Linked DNA regions of Homo sapiens: region 2 is linked to region 1. Evidence: chromatin contacts called from ENCODE Hi-C data. All regions are on one chromosome and are shown on one strand. The core of a region is the stretch at or near the end of the contact, and the rest is flanking DNA. Distances in the headings are between cores, read along the strand shown.

Region 1 (2,700 bases), core at 1-2,500:
AGACCTATCGGGAGAGCTGGGGTGTATGTGACGCAGATTCTGAGGGCCATGAGCCGAGGGAAGGAGCCAGACGCTGTCCTAAGTGCCAGGGGAAGTTGTTAGAGGTGTTAAGCGTGGCATGACGTGGCTGGATTTAGGGTCTGAGATGAACTTTCCTGCTCCTGAATGGACTCTGAGGAGAAGGAAGATACTACCATCCGTAATCCACCCCGGGAAGGCACTGACCTCCTTGACCATGGGGAGGATGAGAGGCCGCCGCTCTGTGCCTGGGTCCCCATGGCCTCTAGGGTCCCTTCACGTTTTCACCTCATGATCCTGGAAGCTGGGACCTGCCCAAATCCACCGGGTGGCCCCAGCCTCCCCATCTCTGGGGCAGGGGGTGGGCAGCCTTCTCCTCCTGGTTTATAGCCACAGATGACTCCAGGCACAGTGGTCCTCAACCGCCTCTAGGGACCATGGGGACGGCTGCCCTCTGTGTGTGACGGTGGCTGGGCAGAAGCCAGCTGGGCTGTCGTGGGTAGGGCCTGGAGGCCTCTGGCTGTATGGTGGTCTAGCTTTGGCACCACCTTGGGGGGCTCCGGGTAGGAGGTGTCCACCAGAGGGGACCTGGGCAGCTCAGCAGAGGCTTGGTCACTCCCGAGCCGTCTGTGGGTCCCACTGGTCTGTACCCTCAACCCCACTGACCTGCACTGGTCATGCCCAGCTCTCACAGGATGATGGCCCCAGCCTTGTAATGAGTCACCTGCTGCCCTCCTGCCCCTCCAGCTGGTCCCCCACCCAGCAGCCACAGGGCTTTCCTTAAAACATAAGAAAGACCCTGCTTCTTACCTGCTCAGATCCCACCAAGAACCGGCCACCTCACTCCAGATAAACTCCAGACTCTTCACTGAGCCCAAAGGCAACGAGCAGAAGTGTCCAGAAATCACACAGAGCTCAGCAGGTGGTGAGGCACCTGGACCCGAGTCACCCAGCAGCTGAACAGGCCATCCCTGAGGCCATGCACGCCCCGGCCCTGCAGGTGTGACGGCCGAGGCTTCCACGACGGGGGGTGAGTGGGAGCTAATATGGCTGGTGAAAGCACTGGGTTCAGTGGGGATGGCATCTCCCGCCCTCTGTCCAAGGTGGGGAAAAAGTCAGCTTCAGGTGAGGGAGACCCTGGACGCCTGGCTTTGGGCTGATTCCCCACTCACTTGGCCTCTCCCAAGCATACTTTCCTGCTTTGTAGGGATGTGGGTTCGCGGGACAGTAACAGGAGAATCAAGGCAAGAACTCAGAGGGGGATAGCCAAGGTAGGCGGAGCTGCCTGGTGGGTGGGACTAACCCAGGTGGGTGGGGCTGCTTGTGAGTGGGGCTAGCCCAGGTGGGTGGGGCTGCCTGGTGGGCAGGGCTTTCTTCCCCGTCAACATTTCCCTCTCTCGGTTAAGGCCAGGGCAGAGCCCACACATGGGTGTGCCCAACCTTAAGGCCTGCCCTGGGTGAGTTAAGACTCCCCAGCTCACCTAGGTCCTACCTGAGGGGAACCTACACGGCCAACCTCCTCAAGGATCCTGAAGCCACCCAGAAGACAGTGGGGCTAGGGTGCCATTCATTCATTCATTTATTCATTCACCTATTCATTTATTTACTCGCTTCACCACCCTTTCCTGGGTAATATTAAGAATAACAGTGGGCCTAGGAATATAGAACATTCTTAGGGGTTTCTTGCAGGCCAGGCACCCTAAGAAAAAGTTATGTAACCCACGTGGCCTCGCTGTGAGGGGGACGACTGCTGTCCTCACTTAATAGATGAGGAGCTGAGCCATGGAGGCCTCACAGCTGGGCAGCTGGGGGTGGACCCCATAGACTGGAGGGGGATGGGCAGGGGCAAGGAGTTCTGCTGGCCCCAGGCCTCTTGTACACATCTTGGGAAGTACTAAAAATGAGTACTTGCTCAAGTCCCTCTCTTCATTGAGCACAGGGAGCTCTTGGCCCTTCCCTCCTCCTCCCTTTACCCTCACCGCCCAATTCCACACGGGTGTACTGAGCACTTGCTAAGGGCCAAGACCAGCACTAGGTGGAGCACACAGTAGGAACCCAAGGCAGCCCTCCCTGCCCAGCTCTCCAGGACACTGTCGTCAATGCCAGCGGGAAGCATAGAGAGGCCAGGGAAAGACGGGCAGTCAGGAGGAAGGAGCCAGCGGAGGGGAGAGAGGGCCGGCAGCTCAGTGCACCTGGACCGTGGTGGATGCTGGACTATGACCAGAGACAGGGCTGCAGCCCAGAGCTAGCCCCAGACCCACAGGGCCTCAGGGGGCTTCACAGGCTTTGTCAGGGGTTTGGACTTTCTCCCGAGGGCTGGGGACCCTGCAAGTTGCAGAAACTGGGCTATATTTGGCATTTTAGAAGCCTCCCCCAGCTGTAGTGGAGGGGAATTGGAGGGAGTGGGAGAGGAGGTTCCCATTCTCACTCAGGTGGGAGATGGTGGTGGGATGGAGGGTGACCCTGATTGATAGGACTCAGGGACAAATTAAAGGTGAGGGCCAGGGAGAGGGTTATCCAGACAGCTCCCAGGAAGATGGCAGTGGGATGGAGGGTGACCCTGATGGGACTCAGGGACAAATTAAAGGTGAGGGCCAGGGAGAGGGTTATCCAGACAGCTCCCAGGAAGATGGTGACACCAGTGAGGTGGGGAGATAGGATGGCATTTGGTTCCCACTGAGC
Region 2 (2,774 bases), core at 275-2,774, 2.8 Mb before region 1:
TGTATTCTCTCTCTCTGAAATGCTCTTCCACAAATATCAGAAGGCTCTCTGCTCCTTCAGACCTTTACTCAAAAGTCACCTTCCCAGTGACTTTGGCCCCCCAGTCTGAAATAAAACACCTCCCCTGCAAATATTTTATTCCCACTTCTCAGATTTATTTTTTCTCTTATTTACTGCAATCTTACAACTACATATTTTATTTATCTATCTTCTTTATTGTTTACCTCTCTCAGAATGAAGGCTGCATGAAAAGAGGGACTTTTTTGGTCTGTTTTGTTTACTATTGTATACCCACTACTAAGAATAGTGATGGACATATACTAAGGCACTCAGTAGGTATTTGTTGAATGAATGAAAAAGGTAGTCATTTCCAAGAGGCAAAGTTTACTCTTTAATGAAAAACTATAACAAACAGTGCTATTTGGCAATATAATCACATTCAATATGCACAGTACACGACCTCTTGAACAATTCTTATCCAATCTTCACATCAGCCCAGGATAGAAGGAAGGCTGGGCAGAGATTATGATGCTGGTTGACAAAGAAGCTGAGTCCAGAGAGAGGAAAAGGAATTGCCAAAACTCACACATCTGGCCAGGACAGTACTGGAAATGCGGATAACTGCTGTCCCTGAAAGAGGCTGGTAAGTGATGGAGTTTAATAGGAATTGGGTTTGAAGGACCTCTGTTGCCAGAAAGCATGAGTATCTCTAAAGGCGAAGCTGAGTCAGAGGTTACTAGAACAGAGGCATCAGCAAAGGATGGGAGAGGTGACGAGGGCGATCTCTAAGTGTACTTGGCCCAGGCCTGAGGAGGGCAGCTGATTCCCCCAGCAACAGAATGCTGTGCCTGAGGCTAACTAGTCATTCAAGTCTGTACATAATCTCCAATGTCAAAACTCAACAAGCAACCTTAAGAGAGACCACTAAGTCTACTGCATGTCTGCAGGGTTTGGCTTCCCTGGACTGTGAGGTCTTCCAGGGAAGCGACCATATTCCTAGATTTATCCCCAGTTTCTAGCAAGGCCTGGAATATAGTAATATTGTAACTCTAATATTTTTGTTCAGAGCAAAAATAAAAAAGAATGAATATGCTCAAACGGGAAACTGTAGCTGAGAGAGCACAGATAGGAGGGGCCTAACATCAACCAGCAATTCTGAAGTAGTAACAGATTAGTTTTCTGGGATGCAGCAGGACGAATGGCCCTCGCACTAAAAGGTTGCTGTCAGCTCTTCTTCAGAAGGGGTTAACAAGCAAATGGTGACTGGCAACAAAAGGGCAGGGGTTAAACGGGGCAGTGGTTAAACGAGACCGTAGTGCTGGCGCCAGGATGGAGACGCCGACTGGCTGAGACTCAAGGCGGGGCAGATAGGTAGGCGCGGCACACTTCCTTCCCTAACAATGTGACTAAGGTAGGTCAACGTCACATCCGGTTTAGTGGGCGGGAGCGGGGAAAACAAAAGGAGACGAAGGACGCATGCGTTTGGTGAGTCCCGGATTCTGGTGGGTTCTTCCGCTCAGGCTGGGTGAAGCGCTTCCGGGTCGCCGCCGGCAGCAGCCTCCCGGCGCGGTAAGTACAGACGCAAGGCTGCAACCGTCTCCTTGCCCCTTCATTCCTTTTTCCCCCAGAGAAACCCATTTCCTTTGACCCGACTCCCCAGGAGCTCCATATTGAGAGTCCTTAACCCTTAAAGAGCTCCAGCTCATTGGCCGCTTCCTCGAGACTAAGCCCCACCCCGTCACACAAGGTCCGTCATTCATTGGTGTCACTTCCTGTCACCCAGCATTTCTTTCAGTTAATTGGTCCTACCCAGGCCCCGCTTTTTTCGCGTTTAGCAACCCTATAAGGCCAAATTTCTGTCTGAGACCCGCCCTGCTTTCTTTCTGTTGGTCAACTGCATGGTCATTATCGTAATGAGCAAAGAAAGGGCGGTGGCTTTGCGACGGTGGGTTGGGCTTTCGGAGCCGAGATCGCTGGTCTGTCAGTACTTCTTGGACATGAGGGTGTTTACCGTCGTGCCTAATTACGCGGGTTGGGAATCTGAGATACAGGGAAGGGCAGCGGCTGGCCCTGGGTCGGTCAGATAAATTAAGACAAAAGCAGGACCAGGCATCGATTATTTTCTCCTGCTCATCCCTTTCACGGAGGAATTCTAAGCCCCGACACACTGTATGACCTAAAGCCAGTCTCTGCCTGTCGCTGGGCCTCAGTTCGCCTGTCCTAAGTTTAATTCAGATTATCTGGCACTCCTGGTCGGCTCCCTCAGCCGCTCAAAGCTGATTGTACCCTTATAATGTTAGTTCATCCATTCAATCTTCCATCTACTTATTTATCCACTTATTCATGCCTCCTAGAATGTCTTACTGAACCCTGCTTGCATATGCTACAATCCCTCCACCCCGACATTTGGCTGTGATTCATGAGAGGTCGTTAGTGTCCTAAATTTCTGACACTGGGTGGGTGTGGTATGGGCCATCATAAAGGGTCAAAAAGCAGGTTTTAGTGTGTGGAGGAGGTAGGGATAGTTTCAGTAGAACCCTGCTACCTCTAATTTTGTATAATTTCATAATGCCAGTCTGCATTCTGGATTCCTATCCCTACACTTGACTCCCATTCTCATCCCTCCTTGAACAGCCTGCAAACAGCTTTGTTGATCCATTATTTACTTAATTATCAGAATAACTTTGACAGTGGTATAATTGTTATTATCCCCATTTTACAGATGAAGACACTGAGGCTCAGAGAGGTTAAGTGACTCAGCCAAGGTCAAACAG

The links. A loop is a pair of places that touch in the nucleus more often than their neighbours do. Pooled maps may share reads with other maps.
Region 2: a map with no recorded cell type shows a loop between it and region 1 (9-fold over the local background). The contact joins the promoter of ANAPC15 here to the promoter of MYEOV in region 1. A Hi-C loop is called at or near these places in 2 of 37 single-sample maps with no recorded cell type and 2 of 50 pooled maps.

The regions. Positions count from the first base shown.
Region 1 is chr11:69,292,705-69,295,404 of GRCh38, reverse strand. It overlaps MYEOV (myeloma overexpressed), which reads right to left and starts at 1,250. Exons shown (of 3, transcript NM_001293291.2): 1 at 829-1,250; 2 at 1-172. The coding sequence starts at 50. RefSeq lists an enhancer at 2,128-2,679.
Region 2 is chr11:72,111,445-72,114,218 of GRCh38, reverse strand. It overlaps ANAPC15 (anaphase promoting complex subunit 15), which reads left to right and starts at 1,524. Exons shown (of 6, transcript NM_014042.3): 1 at 1,524-1,569; 2 at 2,723-2,774. RefSeq lists enhancers at 641-1,178, 1,486-1,545, 1,646-1,705, 1,179-1,716, 1,876-2,045 and 1 more and a silencer at 1,298-1,515.